Regions from separate parts of the Homo sapiens genome. Here region 1 is linked to region 2. A link is a contact called in ENCODE Hi-C or POLR2A ChIA-PET data. All regions are on one chromosome and are shown on one strand. Each heading gives the region's core, a stretch centred on a gene start or an enhancer-like site at or near the end of the contact. The rest is flanking DNA. Distances are from core to core; before and after follow the strand shown. Region 1 holds the start of LINC01719 (long intergenic non-protein coding RNA 1719). Region 2 has its middle 6.6 kb from the start of RNVU1-2A.

Region 1 (5,878 bases), core at 3,252-5,751, 1.5 Mb before region 2:
TCTCCTGGCCAGACCCCTGTGAGCCCTGGAAGTGCACAGTCAGCTTAGCCAAGGCATCTCCAGCTGGGACTCATCCCTGGGCATTTCTGTGGCCTTGGGTTCCCTGGCCTCCTCCAGGCCCTGTCTTGCAGGCAATCGTCCTGCTAGGGAAGGGGGAAAGGAGGCTACTTGACAGTTAACTCTGAGCAGCTCCACAAGGTCCTGACTTAGCTCCTAGTCACTTGCAAACCTATATACCCCCATCTCATCCCCCAAACGATGAAAAGAAACTTTGCAGGACTCATGCCAGACAAATAGAGTGGGACCGTTCTGTAGAGCCAAGTTCTCAGGACATCAATAAGAGATGGAAACCACCTGCTGGAAGGTGCCACAGTGGGAACTTTGGGGCCAGGGAGCAGTCACTGAACTGTCAGGGTGAATCCTGGCTCCTGGCCCTCACACACCCTTTCTCCCCCTCCCTCCTTCTCTCCTCCCTCCTGTCTGCTCTTTCCCCTCTCTCTCCTGAATCCCTCAGGTACCTTCCATGGGCCCTGACCCCTCCTTTTCAGAGGCTCCAAAGTGAGCCCTCAAAACACTTGGTAACCTTGGACACTTCCAAAACTGGAGAGACTTGACCACAGCATTTTTATGAGCTAGGAAGGTCCTCCAGAGCTCTTGCCTAAATTTTTCTGCTGATGAGAAGAGAACAAGAGTTTCCATCTGATCTGGTCCTAAGGCAACTTCTCCTTGGAGCAGAGTCTGGGCAGGAAGAAGGGGGTTGCCCAGGACCCTGGACTTGCCCCTCCCAGCTGCTCTGCTCCTCTCCCCTTCACTGCGGGAGGCTGGCCAGGGATCAGGAACCTCCGTTCTCCACAGATGCTGGGATTCCAGGCTCAAATCTAAATATTGGCTGATTTAGGAGGCGAAGGGAGGCAATTCCCTGGAGGGAGGTGTCAGGATTTGGGACAAGAGCAGCATCTAGTTGTCATCCACAGAGACCCCAAGGACAGGAATCCACTGGTAGCCGGTTGGAGGGGATCCCATGAAAACAAGATGAAACGCGCCATTAGTACTGGACCCAAGATCAGGAGATGAAAAACTGCACTGTCCTAAGGGATGAAAGAATTAGGGAATCCTGGAAGTAAAGTTTTTCATATAGGTCATTTCTTCCAAAGAGACATAGGGCAATGGCCCAATGACATGAACAAAAGAAAACTCGGGGTCTAGGATTGAGGGGAGGCAGCCTTTTTAGTGGAGACCTGTGACCTGGAGGCCCAGGGTCACCCTGAGAGGGGAGGGGTCTTGCTGGTCGCTGGGTCCGGGACTCCAATTGCACACAGCCAGTGGCATGGAGGGTCTGTGACCACGATTGGGCAATTTCCCCCATTCTGCTTATGGAGCAATAGAGAGGAACCTCACTGGAATTATACAGAAAGGTCCCAGTGAGACTTGAACTCTGATCACTGTATTCAGAGTCCAAAGTGCTCACCATTACACCATGGAACCTCACACTAGCTTATAACTGGAGGTAACTGAGTTCATACTTAGCAGCCATAGTTCCCACACACCTATGTTAAGGCATTTCTTCTGATCCCTCAAGCAACACCAAGGAAGGTGGACCTGCGAGAGAGGAGTCATCCTCTTTCTTTCTTTCTCTCTGCCCTCTCCTTTGATCAACTTTTATCATTTCATTTGCACCTCAGAAAATGAGGCAAAATCCAGTTTGGGCTTAGGGCCAGAGAAGAGCCCTTGAGGCCTCCCTCTGGAAAACATACTCTCTCAGTTTACCAGAGTTTCCTGTACCAAGGGGAAATTTCCGCAAACAGTAGTGTTATATTCTTTTTGCCTTCCCTCTTTTCCCTTTGCCCAGGGAGGCCAGATGATTGTGAGAACAGGACTTGGGACTTCCTGTGTGTCTTGCCCCCTTCCTCCATGTGATAAATAATGGCTGACACCAAGCAAGTGGGATTGGGAGGCAGGGAATCTTTCATTTTCTTCTTCATATACTTCTACGCATTTGTTTGGTTGGTTTTGGCAAGATTTTCTCACCAGAAATGGAGATTTGTTGGATTTAAAATAAAAAGTAATCAGCCATGTTTTACATTTCTATAAAACACTCAAACCAGGCCATACTCCCCTGCTGTGCCTCAAAATCAACCATAAACTGTCGAGGTCAGGAGGCAGGGCCCTCACACTTAAGCACAGTGTGTTTCCTCAGAATTGGCCAAGTTGATGCCACTCCAATTTCTCAATATACCACAACCCATTAATTGCGGTTTTTAAAAGTGTACATGTATTTTTACCAAAACCCCAGGGCTTCAGTGTTCTCAGCACACAGAAAGACAATCATTGAGACATTGAGTATTGCTGAGGAAGAAGGCTTTAATCAGGTGCTGCAGCTGAGTAGACAGGAGATGAGTCTCAAATCTGTCTCCCTGATTGACTAAAGTTAGGGGTTTATATAGCGCAGAAGAAAAGTTAACTGTGTGTGGGAAAAGAGGAACTAGAGAGGGGTGAGGAAGCACTCGTGATGAGTGAGGGGACTGGCATCTCATTGTCTGGATGCTGTGATTGGCTGAGTTTCGGGTCTCTGATGCTTTTTGAGAGGCCTGAGAGTCCTTTCCTGAGGAAGGAACTCAGATAAAACAAATGTAAGTTTGTTTTATAGAATGGCTTGACCTCAGGAGTTTGAAACCAGCCTGGGCAATATGGTGAAACCCTGTCTCTACCAAAATACAAAAAGAAAAAGAGGGTTGCTTCCAAGATGGCTGAATAGGAACAGCTCCGGTCTACAGCTTCAAGTGAGATAGACGCAGAAGACAGGTGATTTCTGCATTTCCAACTGAGGTACCTGGTTCATCTCACTGGGACTCGTTGGACAGTGGATGCAGCCCACGGAGGATGAGCCAAAGCAGGGTGGGGTGTCGCCTCACCCGGGAAGTGCAAGGGGTTGGGGGATTTCTTTTTCCTAGCCAAGGGAAGCTGTGAGTGACTGTACCTCGAGAAGCAGTACACCCCTGCCCAAATACTGTGCTTTTTTCCACTGTCTTTGCAACCGACAGACCAGGAGATTCCCTCTTGTGCCTGGCTCGGCAGGTCCCATGCCCATGGAGCCTTGCCTGCTGCTAGCACAGCAGTCTGAGATCAACCTGTGACACTGGAGCATGGCAGGGGGAGGGGGTTCTGCCACTGCTGAGGCTTGAGTATGTGGTTCTATGGTCACAGTGTAAATAAAGTGGTAGGGAAGCTCGAACTGGGTAGAGCCCACTGCAGCTCAGCAAGGCCTACTGCCTCTAGATTCCACCTCTGGGGGCAGGGCATATCTGAATAAAAGGCAGCAGACAGCTTCTGCAGACTTAAACGTCCCTGCCTGACAGCAGGGACTGCTGTCATAATCATTATGATTATGAATCATAATCATGAAGACAATCTGTATTCCAGAATAGTAAGGGAACCTATTCCATCAGGGAGCCAACTGAAAACATCAAATCCCAGTTCACACCCCAGGGTGTGGTGTCATGCACCTGTAGTCCCAGCTACTTGGGAGGATTAGTAAGGAGGTTTGCTTGAATTCGTGAGGTCAAGGCAGAAGTAAACCCTGATCATGCCACTGTACTCCAACCTGGGCGACAGTGAGACCTTGTCTCAGAAACAAACAAACAAACAAAAAACCCCACAAAACCAAACAACAACAAATTGTCACCTCATTCTGAAATGACAGTGGCAAACATCACTTTGCTATTTGAAAATTAAAAGAAGCCGGGCGCGGTGGCTCACGCCTGTAATCCCAGCACTTTGGGAGGCCGAGGTGGGCGGATCACAAGGTCAGGAGATCGAGACCATCCTGGCTAACAGAGTGAAACCCCATCTCTACTAAAAATACAAAAAATTAGCCGGACGTGGTGGCAGGTGCCTGTAATCCCAGCTACTGGGGAGGCTGAGGCAGGAGAATGGCGTGAACCCGGGAGGCGGAGCTTGCAGTGAGCCGAGATAGCCCCACTGCACTCCAGCCTGAGCGAAGAGCGCGAGACTCCGTCTCAAAACAAAAAAAAAGAAAATTAAAAGAAAAACACTCCCTCTTGCTATCAACCTGCCCTCTTGCTCTAACTTGTCTGACCCATGGTTTAAAATGCCCAAAAGCTGATGTACTCAAATTATAGTACACTTACCTGTTCTGCACCAGCATTTACTTTTGTCTGGAGGAGATCACCATGCATGGTCCTATACATGTCTAATGGCATGGAATGATGAAGGGTAGTGTCTTTTAGGATAGTTGGATACATATATATATATATATATATATATATATATATATATATGCGGAATGCTACATCACAAGAATAAGAATGTGAAAAGAACCAGTTTCTTTTGTAATCCTAAACGTTCTAGTCTGAGAATTAAAAGCCATTGTTCGAAGAAGGGTGCCCAGGGTCCAGCTGGTCGCCGAAAGCTTGCTCCGCAATACAGGCTAAGGACCAGCTTCTTTGGAAGAGAACAGATGAGGGAAGCAGGAGAGAAAAAAGGGAGAGGCAGACGTCACTTCCCCTTGCCGGCTCCGGCAGCGGGTTGGTCGGCTGAGCGGCAGAAAGGCAGACGGGGACTGGGAAAGGCGCTGTCGGTGACATCACGGATAGGGCGACTTCTATGTAGATGAGCCAGCGCAGGGGCTGCTGCTTCGCCACATGCTGCTTCGCCACGAAGGAGTTCCCGTGCCGTGGGAGCGGGTTCAGGACCGCTGGTCGGACCTGAGAGTCCCAGCTGTGTGTCAGGGCTAGGAGGGCTGGGGGGGAGGGGGGTGTGCGCGGGGCAAGTGACCGTGCGTGTAAAGGGTGAAGCGTGTGAGGCTGCCGGCGGGGCGGAGGTGCAATAACTCATACTTACCTGGCAGGAGAGATACCCTGGTCACGAAGGTGGTTTTTCCAGAGCGAGTCTTATCCATTGCACTCCGGATCTGCTGACCCCTGCAGTTTCCCCAAATGTGGGAAACTTGACTGTATAATTTGTGGCAGTGGTAGACTGCATTCGCGCTTTCCCCTGTATTTTTGTCGTTTTAAAAATAGGTTTTGTTTGCTGCAGAAACGCATACTGGGCGTCAGCGTAAGCTGAGAATCAGGTCTTTGTTCCCATCTGTAACTTCACTGAAACTAAAAATTTGGGACATCGTGGTTCTCACGTTTGTAATCCCAGCAATCTATGAGGTACGTCGATAGGTTATGTTTATGTTAATATCGCTCGACCTCAGGCGTGTGTGGGCAAATATAGTGAACCCGTCTCTACTAATCTCTTATCTTTTTTTGTTGTTGTTCTATAGAAATAAAACTAAGCTTTTCTTTTCCCTATGGGATTAACAGCAAACAGTCCGCTGGAGTGTATGGCGCGATCTCGCCTTACTGCAACCTTTGCCTCCTGCGTTCAAGCTATTCTCCTTCCTCAACCAGAGAATACTCAGCCTCCCGAGTAACTGGCATTACAGGCTCAGGCAACCAAAAAATTAGGTCCGGCTAATTTTTTGAATTTTTAGTAGAGACATGGTTTCACCGGGCCGGGCGCACTGGCTCGCGCCTGTAATCCCAGCACTTTGGGAGGCGGAAGCGGGTGGATCATGAGGTCAGGAGGTCAAGACCATCCTGGCTAACACAGTGAAACCCCATCTCTAATAAAAATACAAAAAAAAAAAATTAGCCGGGTGTGGTGGCACGTGCCTGTAGTCCCAGCTACTCAGGAGGCTGAGGCAAGAGAATCGCTTGAACCCGGGAGGCAGAGGTTGCAGTGAGCTGAGATCGCACCACTGCACTCCAGCCTGGGCGACAGAGTGAGACTCCGTCTCAAAAAAAAAAAAAAAAAAAAAGAGTGACAGGGTTTCACCATGTTGGCCACCCTGGTCTTGAACTCCTGACCT
Region 2 (6,502 bases), core at 1,323-3,822:
AAATCTTTCTGTAACCTCAGGAAACACTGCTGATGAAAACCAGGCATGGTGGCTCTGGCCTGTAATCCCAGTGACTCGGGGGCTGAGGCAGGAGGATCACTTAAGCCCAGGAGTTGAAGGCTGCAGTGAGCTATGATGGCACCACTGCACTCCAGCCTGGGACACAGAGACAGACGCTGTCTCTGAAAGAAAAAGAAAAAAGAAAGAAAAACATTGCTGATGAAACTGCGGCCTCTTTTGCAGCTCAATAAAAAGCTATTTATTCACTGGCTAAGGTTGTACTAGGTAATCACATCACTTTAGATGATATATTTAGCTGAGCAGGGAGATGTATGTGTGGTGGCAAATACCTTTTGTTGCATATACATAAATGTTTCCCATGCAGTAGAACCTTCTCTAGAAAAAAAATTAGAAAGGAAGCCACTTGGCTACAATAAATCACTAAAGAAGAAATGGTATTTGATGTTTTCCCTGATGTTTTCAGTTGGCTGCCTAATGGAATAGGTTCCCTTACTGTTTCGGGATATAGATTCTCTTTGTGATTATCATTCTTGTGTGCATTATATCTCCACTAGTCAAATTATTAATGTTATGTATTTCTCATTGTTTTCATGGTACTCTGAAGACTAGAGATGATTCAACAAGTGACAGCAACTATAGAATTGGCCGAGATCTCTCTGTCTCCCCCCCCGCCCCCAATTCTGTGATGCCAATTCAGCTTCTGGGCACTGTTAAAAATTCCTTAGTGAGAGGGCTCCTTTCCTCCCCTGCCCCCAGTGTGGGACAGGACTATCTGGGAATGAGCCTTTCTGGCAAGGAGAGATACAGCTTTTGATCAACAATGCTTTCAAGAAAGACTTTTTATCTGGCCGGGCGCGGTGGCTCACGCCTGTAATCCCAGCACTTTGGGAGGCAGAGGCGGGCGGATCATGAGGTCAGGAGATCGAGACCATCCTGGCTAACACAGTGAAACCCCGCCTCTACTAAAAATACAAAAAATTAGCCGGGCGTCGTGGCGGGCGCCTGTAGTCCCAGCTACTCGGGAGGCTGAGGCAGGAGAATGGCGTGAACCCGGGAGGCGGAGCTTGCAGTGAGCCGAGATCCCGCCGACAGAGCGAGACTCCGTCTCAAAAAAAAAAAAAAAAAAAAAAAAGACTTTTTATCTAAAGGGAGAATGAGGAAAGAAGAGAACTTTTATGAGGAGTGTGAGCCTTTCCAAATTCTCAGGCCCAGAGAGGCATTACATTGTGACAGCAACCACATTCTGCTTCCTTTTTGTACAATACTGTATTTGAAAAACAAAAAAACAAACCTACGAGACTCATGAAATTGGACAACATTCTTTATAACACTACTACTGGTAAAACCAGCAAGGATGGCTGGTTTGCAGTCATCTGAGCAGCCTCTCTAGTTTCATAGATATGATTTCTCTCTGATAGTCAAAGGCTTCCAATTTTAAGCAAAATGCTACTTCACAAAGATAAACAGCTTTGAAAGGAAACGGTTTTCTTTGTAATCCTAAATGTTCTAGTCTGCGAATTAAAAGCCACTATTTGAAGACCGGCGCACAGCTTCCAGCTGGCCGCCAGAAGGGTCCTCCGCAGGACACAAGTTAAGTAGTCGCTTCTTTGGGGGATACTAGATGCGGGGTCTGGGCGCACCTCCGGAAAGGACAAGGGCGGGAGGGAGAGGTGGGACAGCAGACGTCACTTCCTCCGTCGGCTCCCCCAGCGGGTTGGTAGGCTGAGTGGCGGAGGGTGGGGCGGAAGAGCAGAAGGAGACTGGGAAAGGCACTGTCGGTGACATCACCGATAGGGCGTTTCTATGTAGATGAGGCAGCGCAGGGGCTGCTGCTTCGCCACGAAGGATTTCCCGCGCTGTAGGAGCAAGTCCAGGACCACTGGCTGGACATGAGAGTCCCAGCTGTGTGTTAGGGCTAGGAGGGCTCGGGGTGGTTGGGGATTGGCTGGAGTGGTGCTGGGGCAAGTGACTGTGCGTTTAAAGGGTGAGGCGTATGGAGCTGTGGCGGGGCGGAGATAGGTGCAATCTTATTTATGTGGCAGGGCAGATATTGTGGTTACTGAAATGGCTTTTAAACCCGACTCAACTATTTCATTTCAAGTGTGCTGTTCTGTCATTTTCTCTAACGTGGGAAGCTCAGCTGCGTAACTTGTAGTAACGAAGCGGAAGTTACAACGAAAAGACAAGTTTTCCTGTGCTTCGCAGGCCCCCCCTCCCCCCCCACCAAGGCCTGCAGTGGATAGAGCCTAGCAGATCCTGGACAATACTATCCTAAAAGCTACATCTCTGACAGTGATTTCCAGCGACTTTGTCAACACGGTCCGCCCCCAGCAAGTATAAGAGGAAAAACAACAAATGTCTTTACTGCCTTGTCTTTCCCCCTTGCCACTTGTCATTATTCAAGTTTTGTAAGTTCCTGATTTCCATTCAGTGCAGCTGCAAGGTTACCAGCTGTGCTTGCGTTGCAAGACCTGTCACAGTTTGATTAACTGCCTTCTTTCTGCTTCTGTAAGCCCTCTTGCCTGCCCCGCGAGTTTCGCACCATCAAATTCCTGCTGCACCATTCAAACTAGCCAACCCCCTTTCAGAAGTGTGTATAAAAGTCAAGCCCCCTGTCTTTCTTCGGGGCTCACGCTAGGCCCGAGTGCACTCAATAAAATCCTTCTGTTCCACCCGTTGGTCTCTTTGTTCTCCTGATTCCCGCAACAGTAGTAGGGGACTGCGTTCGTGCTTTCCCCTGGTCTTTCATGGTATGAATAATAGACAGCATTTGCTTTTTTCATCTATAGTCGCAGGCCCGGTCTCAGTGATTGTATGGTGTGGTCAGCTGTTTTTGTTTTTGTGAGACCTTATTTTCTTGTTTACTGTCCTGGGACAGATGTCTGTAGTCACTTGTTTCCTCAGGAGGCAAATTTCAGTCTCTGTGGGGGAGGTCTCTCATGTTAGCTGTGGTGGTACTTGGCGGGCAGAGCTCAGGGATCTAGGCTTCCCTGCTTTGTAGATTGCTCAGTGGTCCCCAAGGCCTACTGGCTTTTAACACCACTTGAAAACCTTAGTGTTTTTCCATTGTCCCCAGAGTCACCTCTTACAGAGCCTCTTTTTTTTGTTTGTATTTTTCCCTGAGACAGAGTCTCACTGTATCTGGTGGGATCTTGGTTCAAGCGATCCTCCCACCTCAGCCTCTGGAGTAGCACAGGCACGAGCCATCGCAGCCGGCTAATTTCTGTTCTTGTTTTGTTGTTGTTGTTGTTGTTTTGTTTTTTTAAGAGTTGAAGTTTCGCCATGTTGCCCAGGTTGGTCTCCAATTCCTGGACTCAAGTGATCTGCCCTGCCTTGGCCTTCTAAACTGCTGGGATTACACGTATGATCCATCACACCTGGCTAGCCCCTGCTTTTCCCTATAGCATTCATGGGAGTTTGTAGGATTTCTGTGCTGGGGGGAACATGTACTCAGCTCATAGAACCAAGTAGAAATTGTACTTGGAACTGGTGCCATTGGGTTGTAGACATAACACGCTTGCTCTTTGTATGGAAAGGGCTTTGCCAGTGCCCTGGTGCCCCTGCACAGGACATCGAGGCCTGCAGGTCAGAATGGCAGTCTCACCTATGTGTTCGTGTAATACGCAGCAATTCTCCCTGGAATATAAGATGGGAGGTCTTGTGAGGTTCCTACAAGTAAGAAGACACATTTCCCTGAAGTTTGTATTGACGAATTTAAAAACTAATAATAACAGCCCAACCTCCTGGATGGCAAATGTCCTTTACATTGACAGACCGCAACTGCCCTACTTGCCTCAGCTCCTCCGTGCAGATGCAGCCCCTGATTCCCTCCACACAGGTCATTTCCTCTCTGCTTTATCCAAAAGAGGGAGACAGGGGTTCTGCAGGAACCGCTAGGCCTTCAGGCCTTTGCTAGGAGCAAAGTAGGGGGAAATGGTCGCTGGAGCTGGGACCTGGGCACTGGGCCAGGTTGCCCTGCCGGAGGGGAAGTACTCAGGGCTAGAGGGGGCCAAGCACCAAGACCTCAGCATCCTCAACCTCCAAAAGGACTCAGAGAGAGGCAGAAACCGAAACAGGGTTCTTCTTTCAAGGAAGACCCCAGGGCTCTGAACCAAAATCCAGATTTTTCCCCATCTGCAGCTTAATTCCACCTTAGTTGGTGCAACTTCATCCTTCCCCTATGCTCAGGACAAAAAACGGTTCTTCTATAGCCTGGTCATTCTCTGATCCCATACATCCTATTGGTCAGAAAATTATGTTTTTTCTTTGGTTAACTGCAGACTTTGGTCTGCACAATCTTTTTCTTTCTTGGTCTGAAAACCACCCCACAGTCCCATATGTAGCTTTTTTGGATAAACCTAGAAATGGACCCTTCTGGTCTTACAGCTTGAAACTTAATATTTGTTGGCCGGGTGCGGTGGCTCACGCCTGTAATCCCAGCACTTTGGGAGGCCGAGGCGGGTGGATCACGAGGTCAGGAGATCGAGACCATCCTGGCTAACACGGTGAAGCCCCGTCTCTACTAAAAATACAAAAAAGTAGCTGGGTGTGGTGGTGGGTGCCTGTAGCCCCAACTGCTCGGGAGGCTGAGGCAGGAGAATGGCATGAACCTGGGAGGCGGAGGTTGCAGTGAGCCGAGATCGCGCCACTGCACTCCAGCCTGGGCGACAGAGCAAGACTCCGTCTCAAAAAAAAAAAAAAAAAGAAAGAAACTTAGTATTTGTTTTATCTGAGTTCCTTCCTCAGGAAATGACCTTCAGGCCTGTCAAAAAAGCTATCAAAGTACTGAAATTCATCCAGAAAATGAGATGCTGGGACCCCTCATTCATCATGATTGCTTCCTTGCTCCTCCCTAGTTCCTGTTTTCTTACTCATTGTTAACATTTCTTCCCTGCCATCTAAACCTCTGGTTTTGGTTGGTCAGGGAGATGGATTTGAGACTGAGTTCTCATCTCCCCCACTGCAGCACCCTATTAAAGTGCCTTCCTTGGCGATAAGCGTCTCGGTGATTGGCTTTCTGTGCGGCAACCAGCAGGAATCCCAGATCTCTGAATTTTGGCAAAGGAGTCTCGTGATAAAGGTGGGATGGATTCTACTGACCAACATCAAACCGTTCAGACATTTGAAAGCCTTAATCTCAGGGTCGGGGTTTGGGCCGCCCTTGAGCCTTTTCCTTGGGCCTATCCATTAAAATCAGCCTGGCCAGGCCTGTCTTCAAGGTCCAGGGGTAGGGTCAGGTCCTCCCGACGCTTCTTGACGCTTCTCCCGCCGGGTCGGCAGCCACCCTCCCCTTCCCTGTGACCTGCAGAGAAGCTTCAGGGGGCGTTTATTCAATCTGCGAGGAGCCCACGAGGCACAGGCACACGGTGACTCTGGTTCCCACTGCACCCACCGCCCTCCTTGGTCCTCTCGCTCTCTCTGGCAGGCAGTAACGTTCTGGGTGAGCATGGGTGCTGAAGACACCCAGGCAGGAAGGGTAGGGAAGGGCACCAGCCCCTTAGGTCCTGCGCAGTGGGGATCCAAAAAAGGTCTTGAAGAAACAGAAAGGGAGCGTTGGGAGTAGATCAAAGGGAAAGAAAGGAATCCTAGGAGATTTCCTGTCTGAAGGCACCATGAAGAGAAAGTCCGCCTCCTCTGGGCCGGGTCCTCCCGTCGCAGGTGAACCAAGTGCCGGTCTCCATTGGAGACCAAAGCAGATAACTTTGCCCTGACTCCTAGTTAGGAAGCCATGTTTTGTCCTCCCCTGTTTAGCGCTTGATCCTGTAGCACTTGATTGTCTCTCCCGGGCTTTCTATGGATTCCAGGGATGCAACTGAGAAGTTAGTTTTTAATGCACTTTTGCTTGAAGTAAGAGTATTTTAGGCTGGGCAAGGTGGCTCACGCCTGTAATCCCAACACTTTGGGAGGCCAAGGTGGGCAGATTACTTGAGGTCAGGAATTTGAGACCAGCCTGGCCAACATGGTGAAACTCCGTCTCTACTAAAAATACAAAAATTAGCCGCCTGTGTTGGCTCAGGCCTGTAGTCCCAGCTACTCACGAGGCTGAGGCAGGAGAATCCTTTGAACTTGGGAAGTGGAAGTTGCAGTGCGCTGATCTCAAAAAAAAAAAAAAGAAAGTATTTTAGAATCTTTCGGCAAAGGAAATGAATTCTGACAGGTTTTGCACTGAAGACATTCAGATGTGAGGAAAACACGAAAACCACTATGCTAGGGGAAAGCAAATGCTGTTGAGAATGTCTCACAAACACAAATTACACGTCAGCAGGTAGGTTTGACCCTCAGGTTCGGCACATTTTACTTTAAGTGTACTGTTGGTGGAACTTAGGATGAATCTAGAACATTCACGATGTATGTATGTATGTGTGTATATGTATATATATACACACACATATATACATATATATGAGCATATATATACACACATATATATACATACACATGAGCACGTATATATATGTGTATATATATGTGTGTGTATATA

The links. A loop is a pair of places that touch in the nucleus more often than their neighbours do. ChIA-PET counts read pairs that join two places held with the same protein, here RNA polymerase II (POLR2A). Pooled maps may share reads with other maps.
Region 1: a loop to region 2 is called in a pooled map, with 35 times the contacts of the local background. The contact joins the promoter of LINC01719 here to the enhancer-like site in region 2. A Hi-C loop is called at or near these places in 2 of 50 pooled maps. POLR2A ChIA-PET finds 5 or more read pairs at or near these places in 2 of 52 experiments (WTC11 and activated naive CD4-positive, alpha-beta T cell).

Annotation. Positions count from the first base shown.
Region 1 is chr1:146,051,219-146,057,096 of GRCh38, reverse strand. LINC01719 (long intergenic non-protein coding RNA 1719) reads right to left here and starts at 4,501. Exons shown (of 3, transcript NR_125968.1): 1 at 4,149-4,501. RNVU1-6 (RNA, variant U1 small nuclear 6) reads left to right here and starts at 4,853; the gene lies at 4,853-5,016. RefSeq lists enhancers at 4,183-4,914, 4,915-5,643 and a silencer at 4,764-5,003.
Region 2 is chr1:144,542,086-144,548,587 of GRCh38, reverse strand. No RefSeq gene overlaps it. Among named protein-coding and RNA genes, the nearest start is that of RNVU1-2A, 6.6 kb to the left of the region's middle. Within about 2 kb of position 2,572, at least 36 of the 41 ENCODE cell types and tissues checked have a DNase peak (open chromatin) inside an H3K27ac peak, as active enhancers do.